Regions from separate parts of the Homo sapiens genome. Here regions 1, 2, 4, 5 and 6 are each linked to region 3. Evidence: chromatin loops called from intact Hi-C (ENCODE). Cell type or tissue: mammary epithelial cell. All regions are shown on one strand. Region 1 has its middle 83 kb from the start of TNFRSF21. Region 2 overlaps TNFRSF21 (TNF receptor superfamily member 21). Region 3 has its middle 55 kb from the start of ADGRF1. Region 4 overlaps TNFRSF21 (TNF receptor superfamily member 21). Region 5 has its middle 130 kb from the start of ADGRF1. Region 6 has its middle 120 kb from the start of TNFRSF21.

Region 1 (4,000 bases), 130 kb after region 3:
TTCAGTTGAGTCCAGGTGAGAGGCTCTAGGAAAACAGGAATCAGATCCACTTTATTTGCCATTTTGTCTCCAGGATTTACCACCATGCCTGGCTCACTCATCTCTGTAACAAGCCTTCCTGGTTATACCCTTTACTAGCTGTGTGACTTTAGGAAAGTCGCTGTCTCTCTTCGCCTCAGATTCCTCATTAGTAGAATGGAAATAACAGACCCCACATAATAAGATTCAGGTTAAGATTGAAGAGTGAATAATGTCAAGTGCATTGAATACTTTATAGGAAGAGTCTTTCCATGAGGGGACATATATCCTTTCTACCCTCTGAGTATGTGATATGCACAAAGGAGTAGCATGACTGGGCCTCACGTCTTGTCTTGTAATGATAGTAAACAATAAGCCTGGGAAATGGTGGAACAACCAATTTATAAATGATTCAAAATCCTTGCTTATAAAATCATGTCTACTGTATACCTGTATTTTTCCTTTTGTTTTCTTCCCCTTTTCATCTTCCTTCCTCAAGCTTTGAAATGCATGGAACTGCAACTGTCAGCCCTTTGTTTTTGATGCAATTTTCTTTAAAATTAATAAGAAAGAAGGTTTACAGTAGGGATCTTGCAATATTTTTCCTTGATTCATATTTAGTTTCTGGCTTTCCTAATATTCTCTTCATATTACTATCACTTCACTCGGATACATTTGATGATGTTCATAAATCTGTTTCTCTTTCTAAGTTGTGAATTCTTGAAGCCAGGACCATGCATTCATTTATTTATTCAACATTGCAGTGACAGAACACCTACCATGTTCCAGGCATGGGTCTAGATGCTGAGAATACAGCAGTGAACTAATGCCTTGTTCTCATTGGTAGTTACAATCTTGTATCAAATTCTTCTTTGTACTTCTAGCTTCTAACATAGTGCCTGGTAGTTGCTCAAATATTTCATGGATAGATGAGTGGAGTGATGAAATGAATGTTTCTGTGGGTGAGTGCACTGTATTTAAACAGCAACAACAACAAAAAAAAAAACAATGCTGTGAAATTGGCTGTTCGAAGTTTCTGGAAGCAGTGAGAAACAATTGTCATAGGATTCTTGGAAATGAGCTGCCTTTCTGCCTTCTCCTTCCCCATGAGATTCCCTGTTTGGCATGTTGCTGTGGATAAAGCAGTAGATGAGTGACAATGAGACAGTGCCAGTGCAGAACAGAAGTATCTCCTTTGGAGAGATGAACTGCTGAAGGATCCTTAAGAAATCTTTGATATTTTTCCTCACAGAGACATTGATTATGAGAGATGTCTTTTTTTTTTTTTTTTAGACAGAGTTTCACACTTGTTGTCCAGGCTGGAGTGCAATGGCATGATCTAGGCTCACCGCAACCTCCTACCTCCCAGGTTCAAGCGATTCTCCCACCTCAGCCTCCCAAGTAGCTGGGATTACAGGCATGAGCCACCAGGCCCAGCTAATTTTGTATTTTTAGTAGAGAGAAGGTTTTTCCATGTTGGTCACCTCAGGTGATGCACCTGCCTCGGCCTCCCAAAGCGCTGGGATTACAGGCATGAGCCACTGTGCCCGGCCTGATTATGAGAGATTTCTGTGCTAAGAAATATAAAAAGATGTTTTGGCCAGAAATTAGCTACTCTGCCCCATCTCCCTAAATTTCGAACTTTGAATTCTCTCCATTTGAACTTTGTATTACTTTTGTGTTTGTGATCTAAGCCCAAGAAAAGGATGTCAAATTCTCATAAAGAGGTTGTGGAGGGATGGGGAAGGTGGCCACTTCTCCTGGAGAGCAGGGCAAGAGGCTGATTCCCTTTGCAGATTTTAGCAAAACGCTCCTCACAAAGCTATTGCTAGCATTTTAAGTCTAGAGCATATGACTCTTACCATCAAGTGCACATTTCCTGGATGCCATAGAAACATTCTACAGTTTTTATTTACAACTTTTTGAATTCAATAATATATACAAATGATGTACTACTCAAAATGCTCAAAAGAACAAATCATGACAAGAACGTGTCCTTCTTTGCCTCCTACCTCCTTGCTAGCCCATTTTTCTTCCTAGAGGCGCCCATTGGCATGTTTCTTATGAATCCTGGCAAGCTATTCTATGAATATCTATATTGGAAATCCGAGACTCCAAAATCCAAATGTGTTTCATGTAAACAGCTACTTCAAAGTCCAGTACGATAAAAGCCTTTTTAAAACTCAATCCTTACTCAGATGAGTGGATCTCATTTTCTACTTACTTTCAAGAAAGGTAGTAAGAAAAGAAGCAAAAAGAGATAGATTGGAATCATAAAAGAGTGCTGACAGGTGCTAGGGTGACCAGGCTCCACCACTAACTAGCAGATGTGAGTCTAGCTCCCCTACCAGAAAACCGCAGGGTTCTCCAGGTGATGTCCGAAGCTCCTTCCAAGGTAAGGACCTCAGTTCTGCTCAACAAGAGATCACATCTTTTTTCTTAAGTCAAAGACCAGCATAGGTACCTGTTACATCTGCAGTATTGTACGAGATTGCTGCTCCAAATGGGGCAGTCTGAGACTCTAACATAGTCAGGGCAGTTTTATCACTCATTATATCTCACTGTATCTCTTTGAAAATTGGCATTCTATCAAATATAAATATAGTAACTTAAATCAGAATAACATCATTTCCCAAATATTCTTGACTAATAATACCCTATACATTATGCTAAAAACCATGAAGAATTGATTACTGTACTTGCAGGTAGGTTCATCCATGCAATTGAGCTTTAAGGTGTTGCCTCATTAGTGCTTGGTGTGTATCAATTCTTAGCATAATCACATAAATCTTACTGTAAGGTTATGGGTCCTAAAGCAAACATGCAGAGTCAAGTAGGACTGGCTATAGCAAAATCACTTTTCAATTACAGATCTTCAGGTTAACTCCCTGGAAGGTTTGTTCATCAGATCTTGGGTGAGGCTTGAGAAAGTCTCTGTTCCTAAGCTTTAAATACATCGTTCTCCAAGCTGACTATACACTGGGATCTCCTGGAGAGCTTTAAAAAATGCTGCTCAATCCCATTACTGGGTATATGCCCAAAGGAATATAAACCATTCTACCATAAAGACACATGCATGCATATGTTCATTGCAGCACTACTCACAGTAGCAAAGACATGGAATCAACTAAATGTCCACGTATGGTAAACTGGATAAAGAAAATGTGGTACATACGGAATGTGGTACCATGGAATACTATACAGCCATAAAAAAGGATGAGATCATGTCCTTTGCAGGAACACGGATGGAGCTGGAGGCCATCATCCTTTGTAAACTAATGCAGGAACAGAAAGCCAAACACTGCATGTTCTCACTTATAAGTGGAAGTTAAATGATGAGAACACATGGACACAAAGAGGGGAACAAGACATTGGGGCCTATTTGAGGTTGGATGGTGGCCAGGGGAGAGCATCAGAAAAAAATAACTATTAGATACTAGGCTTAGTATAATATTTGGGTGACAAAATAATCTGTACAATAAACTCCTGTGACAAGTTTACACACACACACACACACACACACACACACACACATATATATACATACAACCTGCACATGGACCCCTGAACCTAAAGTAAACCTTTTTTTAAAGCTTCCCCCCAAATAAAAAAAAATTTAAAATTTAAAATTTAAAAAAAAGTGCTGCTGCCTGAGTCCTATCTCCTGTGATTCTGACATTGTTGATCTTGCATATGGCCTGGGCATTGGGTCTCTCAAAGTTTTCCCGCTGATTTCAATGTGTAGTCAGAATTAAGACCCACTACTGTAGAATTTGCCCAAGATTGTCTGGTTCTAGAAATCTCGTTGGGTCATCAGAATTTGTTTACTTCTCTCACATGGAAGTGGTATAATCTCCCATATTAGTGCTACCCTTTGCATGAAACTGAGGCATAATTGGCCTGTTTCAGGCTACCCAGTGTTATCTCATGACCGGGAGCATCCACATCACCCAGGAGCTTGTTAGAAATGCAGCCTCAGGCT
Region 2 (4,000 bases), 160 kb after region 3:
CCAAAAATTCAAAATCCAAAACTTTTTGAGCACCAACATAATGCCACAAGTGGAAAATTCCACACATGAGTACTTAACACAAACTTTGCTTCATGCATACACTTTTTCTAATTTTGTATAAAATTACCTTCAGGCTATGTATGTAAGGTATATGTGAAACATAAATGAATTTCATGTTTAGATTTGGGACCTATCCCCAAACTATCTTATTATGTATATGCAAATATTCCAAAGTCTGAAAAAATCCAAAATCTAAAACACTTCCAGTCCCAAGCATATCAGATAAAGGATACTCAACCTGTAATAAGAACTGGCAGCCAAAAATCCATGTTCATTGGCTATTAAAATTAGAGTTAGAGCTGGATCCAAAACGCTGCTAGACATTGATGTATATTGTTGAAATGTGAAATCAAAAATTTAATATTGCCTTCTCAGCCTCCATCATAACTCAAAGGCTATAGCAGAACCAACGAGAAAGTTGTAGAGTGCTTTGACATTACTGTTCTCAAAAAATAAACAACAAAAAATAGCTACTATTAGAATCTTTTGGTATTATAGAAGAGATAAGGGGAAGGAAATAATTAAGGTGTACAAGAGTTTGGCACTTAGGAAGAAGCTGCTTTGTTCTCTCATTCGTTGACCTAATGATTTTATTATGAATCACTCTTTTTGACATGCACTCTCACCTTCTTATTTTTCCATGGGCCCACCACAGGTTTGGGTTAACCAAATCCTAACCTTGCATCAGTCATATGTTATCTTTCTTTTAGGCATCATCAAGGACATTAGGCGACTTATTCTCACGTATCTAAATCCTTCTTTGAGCCTTAGGCTTGTCTTCCAGCTCTCTCCTTAAAGCCAGTCTCTAAGAATGCGTGGCAATGCTTTGCCTCTAAACTCCCTGTATTCAAACTGCCGCCATTTTACTTAATTGGAGGGTTAACATCTCCCTCACTTTCCCCCAAATCCAGCTACTTAAAGCCTAGTTTTACTTGTGAATAATATTTCACACCTAAATTATTTCTTAGAAAGTCATAAGACACTGGTGTATGCCTCTGAATGTTTATCACTTGGGTCTATTAATAAGTATTTTTTTCTGAAATTCCACACTTCAAAGAAGTTAAAAATATGCCAGAGCTTTAAAAGACCACCTTCAAAGTCAATTAGCACCTATAAATTGTTATTATCCAGTTACTTGGATAAAAGATTCACCTGATAAATGATTACATCAATTGTCAAGAATTACTGCGCTATCAGTATAAAAAGATAAAAGCATTTGGACTTCTTAAGTACATAAAGTATACTTAAACGTAAGTATAAAGTATGCAAAATGAAATACTTTGATACACAAAATGTGATATAGAATGATAGTAAACTGAATTGATGTCATAAAAAATCTCTACCTAGCTCTTTTAGGTAACAAATTTGGACCACTGGAATAATAACACAGACCGGCCCTTTAAATCTTAAGTGGGTTTTATCTAGTCTTAGTGGCAGCATTTTCTTTACTTTGGGAATATGTTCTGAAACCTGAATTGAAGTCTGTGGAAAATATGATTCAATATCCAAATCTGAACTTTATTCATGGCCTTTCAGGGAAGTACATACAATTAAAGAAAGGCTAAGTAAAATGAGTTACATCATGGTCGTAACTACCACTTGTAGAACACTTTCAATGAGTCAGGCATTTTATATGCTTTATTTCTCATCTTAATCTTATATAGCAGACTTGAAAATGTGAATAACAGAGGCAAGGAAAGTTGAAGTAACTTACCCTTCATCACCTAAGCTAATATGTACCAGAGCCAGGATTCAAATCCAGCGCTGTCTGGCTCCAAAGCCAGGGCTTATTAGCTATAAAGAAATCACACTCCTGGGTCCCCTCAGTTCCCATCTGATGTGCTCCACGGAACAACCCAAGGAGGAGAATCAGTTCTGTCATCAACTGCCGCTAGCACCACCTGCATCCTCAGGAGGCAAGAATGCTGCCTTCATAAGCCACATCACAAAAACACCCTCTGGAGGAGAGGCGGTGTAGTAAAAAGTATTTTTTCTTGGTTTTGTTCAAAGTGTGTCATGCAAAATGGATTGTAAATGGAGTAACAAAGAGAGCTTTTACAAATACCGATTCACGCTCTGCCCCCTGGAGATTCTGATGTGACTGGTCTGCAGGTAGGGTCTGAGCATCAGTATTTTTTTTTAAAGTTTTCTAGATGATTCTAATAGACGGCCACTGAGAACCCCCGTCCTAGAAGGTAGGGTGTGTGTGTGTGTGTGCAGGCGTATGCGTGTGTGTGTGTGTGTGCCTATCCACCGAATATGTTATTTTTCTTTGTTCCCATACAACTGATAAAATTTGAAGCATAGGGGCAATAGGTCGGTGGTAATGACACACAACAAGGGCTCCATTACCTGGGTGGTGTCTTCCATCAGCCCACGAATCTTCTCCACAACATCGTTTCTCCGGTGCTGGCGCAGGGCGCTAATTAGCTGGGCGAGGCTGGCCTCGGGGCCCCGGATGGTCCAGTGCTGCAGAGCTGCGTAGGCCCGCTCGTGGTCGGCTGTGTACCCATTGGAGAAAGCAGCAACCTCCCTCTCACTGGCATTGCAAAGAAACTGATAGATATCTTTCCACTGGCTTCCCACTTGGGCTGCTACAAGCTTCAGGATATCGATACCTACACCAGAGAAAAAATAAAAAACAAATGAGGGCTTGTAAGGGAAGCTTCTTACATAAGGCAGCTCTGCTTTAATGAATGAACTAGAAGAGGCACGCTTTCCTATCGCTGTATGTCAAAGGAATGCATTGCCTCCCTTAAGCACTTGGCACAAGCAGCTCATCTTGTGGACTAGCTGGTACCCTCATACAAATTTCACTTCCTGAGTGTGGAACCAGAAGAAGGAATGATCATGGAATTATAATAAATCAGACCCAAAAAGATGTTTCGAAAGCCAAACCCAAATAAGGTATTCACGGTGATTCCTCTGTTACTATAGTAATACACCCTTGTTGAAGGAGAGGGGTGGATAAGTTCCAAGATCCCCAGTGGATGCCTTGAAGCCATGGATGGTACAGAGCCCTATACATACTACGCATGAATTTCTTTTTCCTTCTTCACAATGTATGGATAGAAGATTCCTTCTTCTTGTAGATCTTAGCAACCTCAGCATACAATTGACTTTTCTTATTAAGTGGGGAACTTTCATGTTTTCACTTAAAGGAAGCACTTTATGGCCGCTGGCATATCCAAATTATCAGCATCACTCCTCTCGAGCTTTGGGCCAATATTAAGTAAAATAAGGGTGACTTGAACACAGGCACTGTGGTACCAGTACTGAGACAGTCAATCTGATAACCTAGACGGCTACTAAGTGACTCACAGGCAGGTGAGGTCTCCAGCATGGATATGGTGGACAAAGGGATGATTCCCTTCCCCAGCAGGACAGAGCAGGATGGTACGGGAATGTGAGATTTGATCGCATTACTCAGAATAGTGCATAATCTAAAACTTATGAATTGTTTATTTCTGGAATTTCCCATTTAGTATTTTCGGACCACAGTGGACCACAGGCAACTGAAACCTTGGAAAGCTAAACTGTGGATAAGGGAGGACTACTGTACTAAATACAATAGTAACCAAGTAAGTTAGAGGCTCCCATCTAAAAACATGGTGACTTCATGACATTTAGAAAAAGGGAAGCTGCAAATTAAAACTGTAATGGACTTTACCCAGAACTGTCTAGGTAAAAGGTTTTCAAATTCTGGGAATGGTGTCCTTTATATCAACTAACAGTGTGCCCAGCTGTTCCAGGCCAATAGAAGCATTCCTGAAGAACACCTAAGTTGTGCTCAAATTCATGTTCAACAAGCAATTTTCTAATTCATTATTCAGTCTTCCAACTTGGCTTGCATAGTTATAATGAAGACAGCAGCCAAAATGACTGTATAATAACAATAGCTATTATCTTCCAGGTATTATGTTAAGGCATTAGCTCACTG
Region 3 (4,000 bases):
GCATCCCTGAACTAGTATTGTGAGAGATAATAAATAATTCTTGTGTTAAGCCACTATGTTGAGCATCATTTGTTATACAGCAAGAGATAATTAATACAAAACTTATTCTAAGGTGCCAAGATTGAATGGAAGAGACTACAGTCTCCTGAACCCAATGAGTTTGAATCTCTTCAGTCTGAGTAACAGATTCCGATGAATGCTGCACAATTTTGCCCAATACCACACCAGTAATTCTTAGAAAATCTTTTCCTATAATTGACATTGAATTTTGGGGTACTCATCAAGTCCTAATTTTTGTCTTTAAGAAACTTGGGATCATTCTAAGGAACAAGCCTGCCAAGCACTGCCTCTGAGCATGATCTTACAGATGTACTGAGTTTCACATTGTTCTTAAATTCTATAGATGATACACCAGCTTTATGTTTAGCCATGCTTAGTATCTGAGAAGGGTTGAAGGCTGCTGGAAGGATGTACATTAGCTCCCTGGCATTTCTGGCTTGCTATGTGCATGGCCACAAAGGGTTTCTCTCTCCACAAAAAGCCAGAAAACAAATGGACACAGACGCTGACAGTTGCAAACTAAACCAACAAGCTCAGAAACGGTAAGACTTGAGGGGATACCGGGGGGTGCACCAACATCTGTTTCAGTTACCACATCCAGGCCTCAGGCACAGGAAGAGGGCAAAGATCTAGTCATCAACATTGTGGCTACAGCACGGTGACTGAGACTTAGGAACAAAATCAAAGCCCAGTTTTCCAAACAGATGATGAATTCAAGCCAGATTAGCAGCAAAGTGTTCCTAGACTTGATGGTTTTTCTGAGCTTCCTAAATTACTTTTGCTTGGAAGAAAAAGAAGAAGGCTTAGAGTCTGGGAATCCTCCTGCTTCTGTCCGCCCTGACCACAGGCACAAGATCCCCCAGGCACACCCTGGTGGATTGTGCTGCCACTTCATTTCCTTGCTGCTGACTCTGACCTCAGCTCTTAATATGGAATGTCCTATAGAAGCTACTCGGGAGGCTGAGGCAGGAGAATCTCTTGACCTAGGAGGCGGAGGTTGCAGTGAGCCGTGATCATGCCACTGCATTTCAGGCTGGGTGACAGAGCGAGGCTCCTTTTCAAAAATAAAAGAAGAAATGACAGGTTGGTTGTTTAGAAATAAACCCAACCAAAGGCTCAAAGAGGACCAGAGGATAGAATTCCCCTTCTTAAGGAAATTAGTGAAGTTAAAGTTGAACCCAGCACAAAGTAGGTGGTAAAAAAATGTTAGGCCATTTTCTCCCAGCCCCTGCCGCCACTGACTTGGGGCTGCAGGGCAGAAACAGAGCCACAGAGCCATTCTGCATCTGCTCTCTAAGCTCTCCTGTAACTTTTATCTTAATAAAGAAAACACAGACAGTCAATTTGAGTCCTCCAGTGTGTATTTGTACTGCCTTTCCATTGGGAAATTCTCCCCACTGTTGAAGGGTTGTTGCTGAGGCCCCGTTGGACTGAGACAGTTAAACAGGATGGAACATGCAGGAAGGACGGCGGGGAACAAATCAGCATCATGAGGATGAATTCGAGGAACCAACTGGTTTCTTCATCACTTGCCCAGTGGTTCCATGACATTTCACACTCAAGGTCACATAAGGAAAAATATTTCCTCCAAAGTCCCCTAGACTTTGTCTTTAATGTACTTTGAGGCAAGCACTTACATGAGAAGGAACAGGAGCAGAAAACTCTTTGTCCTTTTATTCTCATGCTTTTGGCTTCTCTGACTTCAACCTGCAGAGGGCACTGATCCTCAAAGAACCGGAAGACCTAGGCCTGGCATTGCAGAAGGCCAGCTGTTCACCCTGCAGGGAGGGGAAATCCTGAGCAGTTCTCTGCGAATAATTTATATGATGGAATTTAACCAGAGACCTTATGAGCATTTATAAATGGAGTCTTTTCCCCCATATATTATAAGGAAGCTCCCAAACCATGGCTCATGCTGTTCATTCCTTCCCTTTAGAGATGTTTTCCCCACCATCCTATCATTAGCACTATGCCTCTAATAGACTTTCTCTGGAAACTAACCCAATATTTCCTGGTTACGTTCAGTATCTGAGTAACATCAGAAAGCTGAGAGAAATCTGGGACCCAGGAGCCAGTCCAGAGATTTTCAAGGTCATCGGGAGGTGATGCTACATGTTACCAAACACGGACATGAGTTTACAGACTAAAAACCTGATTTGACATCCCACCTCTGTTTCTTATGACCTTGGGCAAGTTATACAACCACACTGCAAGCTTACCTGTAAATGGAAATTATAATTAATCTTGTAATATTGTGGCATGTCATCATTTCATTTGGGTATGTAAAAAGGTAGCATTGTACCTAGCACAAAATAAGTGCTTTGTAAAGCTAGTTCTTTTTTTTGCCATCCTTCTCTCTATCTTTAATGATACTATACAGGATGGCATGATTTCTAGGCGAAACTTTCTAAAGAAGTTTCACCACTTTCTTGAATTCAATATTTGCCCCCCTAAAAAATAAATTTTTTTCATTTGTCTGGCATTCCCTCAAACAACAAGGAAGAGTAAAGGCCACTTCAGAGTCAGAAAGTTAGCTAACCAAGAAGCCCTAGGGCTCTCTTCACTCTTGTAACTCTGATTCCTACAGAATTGCGGGGAGTGGGTAGAGTCTCCAGGCCAGATCAGTCTATGGGGGATGAGTGTGGAAACTAAACTTAGCAGGAAACTCTCCTATAATGTGAGATCCCCCAACCCCATGCCTACTTCAAGTGCCTAATGTATTTCAAGGATGATACAAAGAGCCAAGCTTCATAATGAATCAAGAAAGTTCAGAAACAAATCTCAAGTAAATGTGCCCTCTTCGTATCCCGAGATGCTCCCCAATGAGTCACTGAGCTAATCTCATGGAGCAGGTCCAGTTCTAAATCTTGAGATTGCTAGATCCTTGCCCTCAATTATCTTTCTGTCTAACAAGGGAGACAAGGAATAAACAAGCAATTACAACATAGTGAAATAAGCACGGTGCATTTTGAGCCAAGTGTCAGATGTCTAGGACTAAAATTGTAAGAGATGGGGATCTGGGCTATGTTGAAGACGGCTTACATCCTTCATCACTTGCCGTATTTGGATGCCAAGATGACTTGTGGTGTTGCAATTCCCTGCCTGTCTTATCATGCAACTTCTGTGCCGCAACTTATTTGTAGTAAGCAAGGGCTAGAAATTAAGCTTAGGATAACACAGGGATAGATGTAACCAGAACCTGAATCATAGAATAATGTGAAGAAAAAATAGTTTAATCTTTTTTTCAATGTGGCTTTAGAATTTCTGAGGCTGCCGTACTAAATCGGAGGTATTTTTAAAACCTGGCATTTATCAATCATCCCAGTTTGCCTGGAACTGTCCCAGTTCTAGCACTGAAATGTTCATGTCCTGGGAAATTGCTCAGTCCAGAACAAATAGAACAGTTGGTCATCCTAGCTCTGTTCTGGGCATAGAAGCACCAGCAGAGCACAGAGAAAATGTACCATCCTAGTGCTAAGGCCTGAATCAAGAATGTCTAAAATCATAAACACTCGATCTACAAGGCCCACGTTGCTTTCTGAGTATGAATGGGAAGATATGTAATATTTAACAAATACATTGGTAAGTCATGAATGAATACGAAACTACAAGAGTACAAGAAATTGTGTTTTTTTGTTCTTGACAAAATTGCCTGGAACATAGGCTCCCAAGTTTCCAAGAGTGAGTGGAATTTACGTTTTCCTTGGTAGGCTTAACAAGAGAGCAAAAAGGCTAATAGCATAGGCATTGAGAGAAGACAGATCTAGCTTCAAATCATGGCTTTATTGCTTACATGCTGTGTGACCCAAGGTAAATTTCTCAATCTTTCTTTACATTAATTTGCTTTTCTTTAAAATAATAACACCTACTTTGAAATGTTGTTCTACAAATTCAAATAAAATTATCACAATGTATGGAATATAATGAGTACTCAAGAAAT
Region 4 (4,000 bases), 140 kb after region 3:
GCCCCATTTTACAGATGAGGAAACTGAGGCTCTAAGAGGTAATAACTTGCCCCAAGCCATAGAACCAGGATTCAAGACCAGGTCTGTCTAGTTTCAAAGTTACCCTCTTTGCTGCCATGTCACTTCCCTGTCTGGACCCCACAGCATTTAGAGAAAATTGACAAACCCTGTAAACTGATTACAAGCGATCACATGACCACAGGGCATTGCCCGAGCCCCTCCGCTAGAGTGAAGTGGGTAGAGGTTGAGATCTGCAAGTACCTGGGACTCAATGGCAGACTTACACTCCAGCTGGATGACTGCGCTAAGATAAATATGAGAGATTCTGTGAATACCAGATACCTCAACTGTAGCCAATAACTTTGTTTTCTATTGAAAATATTTCAGATCCCAACAGACAAGTGGCTGGTTAAAAAAACAAACAAACAAATTCAATTTCTACTAAAGGTTTATCTCAAAGGAATTCTAGTCGCGAATAAATATAAAATTACAACTATTTAAGAATTATGATATTATCTCAAGCCTGTTTCCCCTGCTCTCCCAGCTGCCCACATAATCAAAATCAAATTAGATTTCAAGACCTTCTATAGGCCTATACAGGCATATAAGATGGGCTCTGGGAGGAAAAAAAGGCATATTTTCTTTGCCAGAAAAGTATTTCTTGATATCTGAATCTATGTGGTCTTTAGAGAAGAGGAATTCAGATAATAAGAAATGCTTTCTTATTCAAATCTATGTGGTTCCAGGATTTCAGATATAAATAAGGGTTCATATAATGAGGTTACCAGCCTCATCACAAAACAATTTATCTGAATCTATTCAATTCCTAAGTTCGGACACTGTAAAATACTTGTATATAATGATTTCTCCCTTAAAAAATAAAAACAAATACATCACCCTAAAAAAAAAGTTTCAGATGATGAGAGACAATGATTTTAAAATTATTCTTCTGAGTGTGAATTCTTGTTCAATTCAATCCAGAGTAAGGGGTCTTGGCAAGCAGAACCCAAATGTACCCAATTTTTTTTTTGCAAACAAAAATCTTAAGAGGCAAATGGAAAAATGCTGATTTCTAAATGCTTGAAAGAAGGATTATCAGTTATAAGAAATTTAGAGAAAGTCTTCGAAATGGGAATATGGACTGGAAACGTATACATACATAGATAAAGCAAATATGCCAAAATGTGAATAACAATTGAATCTAGATGGTAGATTTATTATTTGTTGTAATGTGCTTCCAAATTTTCTTTGCTTCGTAAGTCTTCTCTTAAAACATTATTTTAAAAAATTAAAGAGAAGGGCCAAGAGTCAAGTAACTTTAAGAGAAAAATTCCCCAAACTTTTCCTGGGCTTCTAATTGTTGAGTTAAAACCTCTTGTTTTCTTTCCTTCTTTCTTCTTCTCCTGCACAGCCCAGACTTTAGTACATGAAGCAAGGAGGTGCTTCCATTGCATAAGTAGGGAACAGCACCAACACTTAAATCTAAATTGTCAATTGCCAAGTGGACAGCGAGGGCCATCTGCTGTCTAGAGCTCCCTGGGATCACTGGATGTCATGGGATGGAAGAAAGAACAGGAGCACAACACCAAGATGTTCTGCTCAGCTTCCTTGGGAACCCCCAAGCCAGACCACAGAGATGGCATAGGTGAGTGAACCTTAAGCTGGGAGCCAATGCAGAGCCTGCAGAACAAACTCACCCACCATCAGGGGAATCTCAGGATTAACCTGGCCAAAAAAATGCCAAAACCACTGGGGAATTATTTTAAAAAACACTCCCACTCACCCCAGATCTGTTCAAGCACAGAATAATGAAAAGGTTTTGTTTCAACTGCAACCTTACTTAAGGCCTATGAAGTTAGACTAGGTTAGCTGGTCACGGTGGGTTTCTCGCTTAAATACCCCAAACTCAAATCAAGGTAGTTGGCTATAATTTTCTGTATATACCTCGTCTTAGAATTCTCATCATTTCTAAGAGTTAATTTCAAAATTGAGCCCCAAAGTCTATAAATCCACCCCCATTTAAGTCAAAGTGTCAATAGCCAATCCTTGCCCTAAGCAAGAGAGCTGTGCCTTTCCTGTATGTACAGGAGAAAAGCCACAACAAATAGTGCTGCACAAAGCTGCCAAAGCTGGTAAGAACCAGCTGGCTCCGGAGGGAGGGAAAAGGGGGGGCAGCCCCGCCCCGCTACCGGCACGGGTGTCTGCAGGCTGTCCAGGCTGCTGACATCAACGGTAGTGGTGTTGCAGCCCTGAGCTGACTCACTGATTAGCTTTCTCAAAAAGAGGAAGTGAGGACAGTGAATAAGTGGGTTCTCTTGGTTCAGAGCTGGAGCCCACTCACGTTTGAAAATATTGCCAAGACTTTTAAGAGCTCAGCACCATCGGAACATGAGGAGATCATGCTCCATTGGAAATTCCTTAGGTTTCCCTAAACTTCTATTGGAAAATCTTTCCCACAAAAAAGCCTTTCGATAATTCTATCCATGAGAAAAAGTTTCGCAAACCTTTTTAAAGCTTGCCATAAGACACTGTGGAGGATGGAAAGTAATTTCGTAGGAAACTCAAGACCTTGAAGTAAGAAGGCTTAAGTTCATCTTTATGACTCGGGCTTTTTGAACTCATCAAATCTGATTAAATTAGCATTGCATAATAAGTCCATTAATTAGATTCATGCCATTAGAATTACAATGCATATGGTCTACAAGTCTAAGTTAACCTTTGACCTTAACCTCTGACTTCCAAGTCTCGGCAACTCAGTTTCCCTCCGTGGTGGTAACTACTGTTACCAAGTCACAATATACTCTTCCAGAGATAGAGACAGTCTATACTTATACCAATAAATAAGTATATATGTTCTCCACCCCCCTTATTTTTTAAAACAATTTTTAACATCTATGTATATACTGTGTGTGTGTGTATATATATGTATATATTTTTGCAATATGGTGGCACAATGTACATACTGTTGTTTTTTTGGTTTTGTTTTTTTCGTGTCTCCCAGGCTGGAGTGCAGTGGTGCAATCTCGGCTCACTGCAGCCTCCATATCCTGTATTCAATTGATTTTCGTGCCTTAGCCTCCTGACTAGCTGGGATTACAGGCATGCACCACCAGGCCCAGATGATTTTTGTAGTTTTAGTAGAGATGGGGTTTCACCATGTTGGCCAGGCTGTTCTCAAACTCCTAACTTCAAGTGATCTGCCCACCTTGGCCTCCCAAAGTGCTGAGATTATAGGTGTGAGCCACTGTGCCCCATCCTACATACTATTCTTCACCTGGCCTTTTTTCGTTTAACCCTTCTTGAGGTTAGCACATGAAGAGCTGACTCACTTCTTCTGACAAGTGCATGCTGTTCCATTGTACAGATGTTCAATAACTTAGATAACCAGTCCTCTAGTGAAGGGCATTTGTAGATCTCCTCACTCTTTTGCTATTACACATGACACTACAATGAATATATGTGTACTTGCATCATTCTGAATGCATGTGAACATGTGTAAGATATCTTCCTAGATGTGGAATTATAGGTCTCCATGCCAGCCTGAGAGGTTAAAAATCTGCATGTTTAAAAAGTCTTCAGGCTGGGCGCGGTGGCTCACACCTGTAATCCCAGCACTTCGGGAGGCCGAGGCGGGCGGATCACAAGGTCAGGAGATAGAGACCATCCTGGCTAACACGGTGAAACCCCATCTCTACTAAAAAATACAAAAAAAATTAGCCAGGCGTGGTGGCGGGGACCTGTATTCCCAGCTACTCGGGAGGCAGAGGCAGGAGAATGGCGTGAACCCGGGAGGGGGAGCTTGCAGTGACCCGAGATGGCGCCACTGCACGCCAGCCTGGGCGACACAGCAAGACTCCGTCTCAAAAAAAAAAAAAAAAAAAAGGCTTCAGTATTTCCTTCTCTGTGAACTGTCTTGTTCACAAGACTGCACATTTTTTTTCTTAATTTGTAAAAACTCCTTATTTTTCAAGAAACTGAACCCTATGTTTCAAACAATTTC
Region 5 (4,000 bases), 70 kb after region 3:
ATGTTGTGTTTAAGAGGAGGCAATGAAGAAAATTGCAAAGATGCCAAGCTTGTATTCCGATATCAATGAGTTGTTTCATGTAATTTGGTACCAACTAGCTCCAGGCTTCATGTTAGATGAGATAATTAAATGTTCATTTATGGCTAAAGCAACTGCTGGTTGTGGTTTCTGTGACTTGCAACCCAAAGATATTCCTAATCAATGCCATTGGCTGACATCATCATGTTATTAGTAGAGTTGGGCTTGAATGTAAATCTATTTGGCTCCAAAGTCCCTCTTTCTTTTTTCCTTAATTTTTTATTATTTGAGAAAGGGTCTCACTCTGTTGCCCAGGCTGGAGTGCAGTGGCACAATCTTGGCTTACTGCAAATTCCATCCCCTGTCTCAAGAAACCCTCCCATCTCACCTTCCTGAGTAGCTGGGACTACAGGTACCCTTTTTTTTTTTTTAAGTAGAAACAAAATTTCACCATGTTTTCTAGGTTGGACTCAAACTCCTGAGCTCAAGCAATCCGCCCGCCTAGCTTCTCAAAGTGCTGAGATTATAGGCATGAGCCACCCCACTCAGCCACCCCAAAGTCCCTCTTTCTATTATATTGTGCTACCTTCCTTCCTCTTTAAACAGTCAGTGATCAATTCCCTTAAAATACTTTTAAGTTTTTTAAGGGGAGAGTCCAGGTCCTGTGTAATACCACCTTGTTTCTATAAGACCATTAAGATCATTTTTAATTTTTCTCTGGTCTTCCGGACTACTAAGCATATTACCTTATTTAGTACCATTATCAAATTTAGTTAATGCCATTTTTACTTTTCTCCACTTATTCATAATGATAGAGAACAGAATTGTCTCCAAGTCAACCTCAAAGAAATACCATTTGAGTTTGAACTTCCCTTCTCCCCATCCTTGCACCCCCAGCATGCCTCCCTCTGAGCTGTCTGTGCATCTGGCTAGCCCTAATACTAGTGATTCTTGCCACCCACTCTGCTGCAGCTGGCAAGGACCAGAGGGCCTGGATGCTCTCTTTTTGCTTCACGAACCTCTAAAGAGTACTCAGGCTGGAAACTGCTCCATCTATTCTACTAGTTGGCTTAATTTTACCAATCACCTAAAAAATCACATAGCAAGTTAAGAAGTTTTGCTGCTTATACAACCTGAATTCCTACAGTAAAAAGAATAAGGCTAGTACTAACTGCAGTAAGCTTTTAATATCCCATACAATATATCATCCTTCCTTAGGAAAGACTTGACTGCTAAGCAACATGATTATGATGTTATCACTTTCAGAAAAATTGGGGTAGAGAAGGCCCTCCAAAATGGTGTTTCATTCCAAATCAATAGGTTTCTTGATCCCAAACCACAGAAATGGACCTTGATAAACTTAAGCAAAAAAAGAAGTTCAGTAATAAGTCCTGGATAGCTCACAGAATAAAATATAGTATTGAACACTCAGAAGGATGGGAAGGGAACAGCTTTGGGAATCTTGGTAACTGGGACTAATCCATAGGCCCTGCTGGTCACTACCATTGGAATGACACAAAGCCACAAAGATCATTCATTCTAAGCAGATCACATGGAATAGGGAAAGAAGAGTTTCCCCAAGAAAAGTGGGACTCTTTTCAAAAGATAGAGGGAGGAATACTCAGTGCACTAGTGTGCGTGAGTGTGCACGTATGTGTGTTGTGAATGAAGAGAGGAAAAATCCATTGACTGAAACTCTTTATGTTGCAGGCCAAAAGGAATCACAGGAGCAGAATTTGCATCTAAATGAAGGCAACAAGGAGACCATAGAAAGGTGTTACTTCCCAGACTTTACCAGCTACTAGCTGTCATGAAACATCTAAAAAACTGTTTTGAAAGTTAGGAAGTTTTGTCATTTGGAGAGTGCTAGATGTCCTGGAGAATGGGAGATGAGGTTACATAAAACTGAAATGTGCCTAGAATACTGACTACAATCAGCTTGAAATTTCCCCAAGGAAGCCCATGAGCTGTAAGCGTCTACAGATCTGGTACTGACATGCACAATTTGGCCATGCCCAGCCTGGCAGGCATCAGGGCAGCCTCAGAACCTACTCCCTAGTACCCTCTGATGACTACCTCCAGCAAAATGCACTTGACTCACCGTCTTCTGCACTGGGGAGCTCAAATTATCTCTGTGGGGGAGGTGGAGGCCTTGCCAGACTATCCACATTGCTTAACTTCTTAGTCAGTGCTGGAGAGGTTTTATGTTACAAAGGGTAATGAAACTTAGCCTGAGGGCCCAGAATGGTACTACAGTGTACATTTTGTCATTGGGTAGCTTCTTTAGCTTTGTATAATCAGAATTTTCCCCTTTCCTTTATGTAACTGTTTAAAGCAGAAATCAGAGTCCCTGGCTCCTAAGTTAATGGCAAGGAGGGGAAATGGAGGCAGTGAGGAACACTACCTGTGGCAGTAGTCATTGTCGTCACTTCCTGCCCCTGTCACCAACATTTCTGCAAGTGGCACAACCATCTGTCCATTCAAGACTGGCTATATCATTTGTACAAACCAGCGCAACATGAAAATGTGGCACTTCTTATTCAAAACTTATCATGAATTTCAAGACTGCAACAGCAGAGCGTAAAACCAACTGTGGACCACCCTGAGTTCAAGACCTAAGTAAATGCTTAGGTTGCATTCCCATGAAGCCAGCCCTGTGGCCATTACTCCCAGCCCACTCTTAAATTTCCAGCATTTAAACTATTTATGGAGCCTAAGAGTTATTCTTTTCTCTCTTCCCGATCTCTCCCAGGGCTGTGTCTATTCACAAGTTTCATATGGAGGTATCAAAGTAAAGAGAATGTAGTAGAGAGAAGAAAATACTTCTGTTAGTCAGGGTTCTCCAGAGAAACAGAACCAACAGGATGTACATGTATAAAGAGTTATACTATAAGTCATTGGTTCATATGGGTATGGAGACTGAGAACTCCCACAATCTACAGTCAACAAGTTGTAAACCCAGGAGAGCCAATGGTATTATTTTGGCTCAAGTCTAAAGGCTTGAGAACCAAGAGAGCTAGTGGTACAAATTCCAGTCCAAGTCCTAGTCCAATAACTGTGTCTAGACTGAAGGCAAGAGAAGATCAATGTCCCAGCTCAAAGACAGGCAAGGAGAGCAAAGTCTTCCTTACTCCATCTTTTTGTTCTATTCAAGCCTCCAATGGGTGGGATGAGGTCCACCCATCCTGGGGAAGGCAATCTGCTTCCCTCAGTCTACTGATTCAAATGTTACCCTCATCCAGAAACACCCTCACAGACACACATCCAGAATAACATTTAATTAAGTACCTGGGCATCCCCTTACCCAGTCACGTTGATACATAATACTAACCATCAGAATGCTTTTCTCTCTTTCCTCTGCCCATCACTAGAATTCCCATGGTCGTTTTATTCCCTCCAATAGAAGATGAAAACTAGGCCTGGCTTTCAAGATAACAAAGAAGCCTAGGAATAAAATCTGCCTATGCACACTTGCCTCCAGCCTGTCCTCCTTACTCGGAAGTTGGCAGGTTGATTCATGGTCTATACTCCACTAGAAACTTCCTTCTATTCTGTGCTGGGCATCAACCCCTCATGATTCAGAGTTGTGTTTTCTTGGCTTCCCTGAGCCTAACTACTTGGTACAGCTAATCCAGCAGAAAATCTCAGTAGACCATTCTACACTTCTTCACACCCATTGCGTAACTATTTCCATAGAAACTTCCTGATAACAAAACTAAACTATTTTTTCTTTTTTTGGTCATTTCATCCATTTGTGATACTGGGGCTAGAGCTAACAAGTCAAACAGGAGGAGCCATGATAGGTCACTGGAGACATTTGGGAGCACACAGGGAGTCAGGACTTGCCTGTACTTGCTAGAGGGGTAGGGTTGCTTCCACTAAGATATCTTGGCTGCATCTGCTTGGTGGGGAGGAAAGAGTTTGGTTTTGGAGTAACCCCTGCCTAAATCATTGCTAACTCACTCTGTGGCTTTGGACACTT
Region 6 (4,000 bases), 91 kb after region 3:
GCCAGACACAAACATTAGCCCGAGATGAGGACATACTGTTGGTTTGGGGAACAGGAAGAAAAATCAAACAAGTTAAGGACTCTCTCCAAAGGAGGTCTGGGATCCGTCTTGAATTTGTATGCTCCAAACTCTGTATAGTTAGGTCATTTATGTAATTCTTACTGCCTGTAGCAGAGTAGTTGCTGCTCTGATCTGAATGTATTTCATAATTTCCAAAAGTAATAGCTAACAGCTATGAAGCACTTTCTGTAAGCCAGACATTGTGCTAAGCCCTTTATATGCATAAAGAGAATAACTCTATGGAATAAGTACACTCTTCTTCCTATTTTACAAATGAGAATGCTTTGAAAGGTAGTTAACTTGCTAAGCCTCACAAACTTAGTCTTGTGGTAGGAATATGACACATCCAGGTCCATCTGATTCCAACACTGAGGCTCTCAGAACTGTGCTGTGTGCCCATACCTACTGGTATGAAAATCCCTTTATTAATTAACAAGGATTTGCCCAGCAAGTGCTTTGAGGAAGAAACATCAGGGCTGCAAGATGAATGAGACAAGGTTCCTACTGTCACATAATGTTCAGTACCACAAAGGAGCCAGATAAATGCTCACCATTTATTAAAAAGAGTCACGTATGAAGAGTTGCCAGACACAAAACACAAGGTGCTCGGTTAAATTTCAATTTCACATAAGTGACAAATTTGCTTAAGTATTTCCTATGCGATATTTGGGCCATACTTAAACAAATGTATTTGTTTGACAAGAAGTTGAAATTTGACTGGGTGTCCTTATTTTATCTGGTGTATTTTACCTGGTATTTTATCTGGTGACTCTATCATGTAATTGGTTTTATGACAGAGATTTAAAGTAGAAACGCAGAAGTGAGAGCCCTGGAAACAAAATCAAGGTATGAGAAATGGCAAACAGGTATGAGAAACGGCAAACAGATGGGATGCCAAGCTAACTCAGAAGAAAAGGAGATTGTACCTAGTTGTGTAGTTAGGAAGGGCTACAAGGTAGTATTTGAGCTTGACCTTAAATGTGAATAGGGTTTGTTCGTATGTGAAAGGGCAGAGATGACGTTCCAGGCCAAGAGAACAATGTGAGCAAGCGTGTGGAGGTGGGGAAAGCAAAGTTATAACTCAATAATGAATTGAGATTGTTTAGAACCTGAGTTTTTCTGAGTCCAGAGTCCATAACTATTACATCTCATGAGTTAGAGAAGAATGAGGTCTTCAGAAGGTAAACACCAGCAATAGCAGTTGATTGGAAACAGATTGTGCAGGGACTAGAATACCAGGCTGAAGCCTATAGGCTTAGTTAAAAATAACTCAGTATGAGGGAACACATAACATTTCGAGATCATTTTATGTCCAAGTCATAGCTAACAGAGAGACTCCAGCAGCCTTTGGAAGTGAGAATGAAGAGAGCAGCCAGAACCCCAAAGCAGGTCAGTTAGCCAGATGCTGCCCCCACCACCCCTGGGCCCACATCTGCGAGGATGTCCCACAGTGTAGCTTGGTGTAGTGGAACCAAGAAGGCCTATGGCATTTTATTGGCCAAAGATGCATTTGGCTTCAGCTAGATGTCTGTATCCAAGGAACAATATCCACCTTATACTTGTTTTTACTAAAAAAAAAAAAAAAAAGAAAGAAAGAAAAAAGAAAGAAAAAAAGAAAAAAAAAGTGCAAAGTGCATCTCCCTTGTAAGTCAGAGAAAAAAAAGGAAAACCCTTTAACAAACTTACTCATGATTGTGCTGACCCTTAAAAATGCTTTCCTGATGAGTAATTGGGTAGAGAGAATAGTCATTCTAGCCTTATCTTGGTTGCAAAAATGTGTCCTTTCACCCAGTTGTTTTACCTGCAGAGGGTGGAGTGTGAGCAGACTTTGGAGTAAGGGCGGGAGGGGTTGGGGCAGGTAAAGTGGACAAACATGTGTTGTCTGCTTGTTACCAGTGACTCATTTGAGAGCACCTGGTTTCTTGGGGCTACACTTTCATGTAGTTTCTCATCCTGAAGAGCAACTTGCCACATAGGCATTCACCCAGTTACTCATCCAGCTGAAGCTCTGGAGACAGGCAAAGAATTAACCAATTAATAACCATACCCAAGATCTCAATATTGAAGAGCTTTGTGAATTATGTGCATTGGGGGCAGGAGAGTCCTTTAGGAAAATCAGCTCCTCACAGGCAATATGTTGACTGAAACCTTTCCCAGCCAGAAAAAGAACAGCAGTGGCCACCAACATAACCAAAAGCAGCTGTTATTTGCAAAGATATGCCGAATGTTCAAAGGTACGTATTATCCAGTGTCCGCTTAGGCCAAGAACTACAAGATCAACAAAATTGATAGACCGCTAGCAAGACTAATAAAGAAGAAAAGAGAGAAGAATCAAATAGATGCAATAAAAAATCATAAAGGGGATATCACCACCGATCCCACAGATATACAAACTACCATCAGAGAATACTACAAAAACCTCTACGCAAATAAACGGGAAAATCTAGAAGAAATGGATAGATTCCTGGACACATACACCCTCCCAAGACTAAACCAGGAAGAAGTTGAATCTCTGAATAGACCAATAACAGGCTCTGAAATTGTGGCAATAATCAATAGCATACCAACCAAAAAGAGTCCAGGACCAGATGGATTCACAGCAGAATTCTACCAGAGGTACAAGGAGGAGCTGGTACCATTCCTTCTGAAACTATTCCAATCAATAGAAAAAGAGGGAAACCTCCCTAACTCATTTTATGAGGCCAGTATCGTCCAGATACCAAAGCCTGGCAGAGACACAACAAAAAAAGAGAATTTTAGACCAATCTCCTTGACCAACATTGATGCAAAAATCCTCAGTAAAATACTGGCAAACCGAATCCAGCAGCACATCAAAAAGTTTATCCACCAAAATCAAGTGGGCTTCATCCCTGGGATGCAAGGCTGGTTCAAAATACACAAATCAATAAATGTAATCCAGCATATAAACAGAACCAAAGACAAAAACCACATGATTATCTCAATAGATGCAGAAAAGGCCTTTGACAAAATTCAACAATGCTTCATGCTAAAAACTCTCAATAAATTAGGTATTAATGGGACGTATCTCAAAATAATAAGAACTATCTATGACAAACCCACAGCCAATATCATACTGAATGGGCAAAAACTGGAAGCATTCCCTTTGAAAACTGGCACAAGACAGGGATGCCCTCTCTCACCACTCCTATTCAACATAGTGTTGGAAGTTCTGGCCAGGGCAATTAGACAGGAGAAGGAAATAAAAGGTATTCAATAAGGAAAAGAGGAAGTCAAATTGTCCCTGTTTGCAGATGACATGATTGTATATCTAGAAAACCCCATTGTCTCAGCCCAAAATCTCCTTAAGCTGATAAGCAACCTTAGCAAAATCTCAGGATACAAAATCAATGCACAAAAATCACAAGCATTCTTATACACCAGTAACAGACAAACAGAGAGCCAAATCATGAGTGAACTCCCATTCACAATTGCTTCAAAGAGAATAAAATACCTAGGAATCCAACTTACGAGGGACGTGAAGGACCTCTTCAAGGAGAACTACAAACCACTGCTCAGTGAAATAAAAGAGGATGCAAACAAATGGAAGAACATTCCATGCTCATGGGTAGGAAGAATCAATATCTTGAAAATGGCCCTACTGCCCAAGATAATTTATGGATTCAATGCCATCCCCATCAAGCTACCAATGACTTTCTTCACAGAATTGGAAAAAATTACTTTAAAGTTCATATGGAACCAAAAAAGAGCCCACATCGCCAAGTCAATCCTAAGCCAAAAGAACAAAGCTGGAGGCATCATGCTACCTGACTTCAAACTATACTACAAGGCTACAGTAACCAAAACAGCATGGTACTGGTACCAAAACAGAGATATAGATCAATGGAACACAACAGAGCCCTCAGAAATAATGCCGCATATCTACAACTATCTGATCTTTGACAAACCTGACAAAAACAAG

Evidence for each region. Hi-C counts contacts between places; a loop is a spot of excess contacts. Peaks named below come from ENCODE experiments on the same cell type or tissue, not always from the same donor. Only the 100,000 strongest peaks of a DNase experiment are listed, where the experiment ranks them.
Region 1: it touches region 3 in a loop (3-fold over the local background); 5 of 110 quality-filtered maps call a loop at or near these places.
Region 2: it touches region 3 in a loop (6-fold over the local background); 42 of 110 quality-filtered maps call a loop at or near these places.
Region 4: a loop joins it to region 3, with 4 times the contacts of the local background. A loop is called at or near these places in 45 of 110 quality-filtered maps.
Region 5: it touches region 3 in a loop (6-fold over the local background); 7 of 110 quality-filtered maps call a loop at or near these places.
Region 6: it touches region 3 in a loop (3-fold over the local background); 8 of 110 quality-filtered maps call a loop at or near these places.

What each region holds. Positions count from the first base shown.
Region 1 is chr6:47,225,055-47,229,054 of GRCh38, forward strand. No RefSeq gene overlaps it. Among named protein-coding and RNA genes, the nearest start is that of TNFRSF21, 83 kb to the right of the region's middle. In mammary epithelial cell, no CTCF peak of the experiment used is centred here; no DNase peak of the experiment used is centred here.
Region 2 is chr6:47,250,844-47,254,843 of GRCh38, forward strand. TNFRSF21 (TNF receptor superfamily member 21) reads right to left here. Exons shown (of 6, transcript NM_014452.5): 4 at 2,413-2,678. Among named protein-coding and RNA genes, the nearest start is that of TNFRSF21, 57 kb to the right of the region's middle. In mammary epithelial cell, a CTCF peak has its summit at 2,010; no DNase peak of the experiment used is centred here.
Region 3 is chr6:47,095,760-47,099,759 of GRCh38, forward strand. No RefSeq gene overlaps it. Among named protein-coding and RNA genes, the nearest start is that of ADGRF1, 55 kb to the left of the region's middle. In mammary epithelial cell, a CTCF peak has its summit at 1,765 (motif pointing right); DNase peaks (open chromatin) are centred at 1,782 and 3,132; H3K27ac peaks cover 950 bases.
Region 4 is chr6:47,240,462-47,244,461 of GRCh38, forward strand. All of the region lies in intron 4 of TNFRSF21 (TNF receptor superfamily member 21), which reads right to left. Among named protein-coding and RNA genes, the nearest start is that of TNFRSF21, 67 kb to the right of the region's middle. RefSeq lists enhancers at 2,000-2,129, 2,350-2,579. In mammary epithelial cell, no CTCF peak of the experiment used is centred here; a DNase peak (open chromatin) is centred at 2,180; H3K27ac peaks cover 1,496 bases.
Region 5 is chr6:47,166,255-47,170,254 of GRCh38, forward strand. No RefSeq gene overlaps it. Among named protein-coding and RNA genes, the nearest start is that of ADGRF1, 130 kb to the left of the region's middle. In mammary epithelial cell, no CTCF peak of the experiment used is centred here; DNase peaks (open chromatin) are centred at 2,137 and 3,807; H3K27ac peaks cover 3,183 bases.
Region 6 is chr6:47,186,871-47,190,870 of GRCh38, forward strand. No RefSeq gene overlaps it. Among named protein-coding and RNA genes, the nearest start is that of TNFRSF21, 120 kb to the right of the region's middle. In mammary epithelial cell, a CTCF peak has its summit at 1,853 (motif pointing right); a DNase peak (open chromatin) is centred at 1,921; H3K27ac peaks cover 1,263 bases.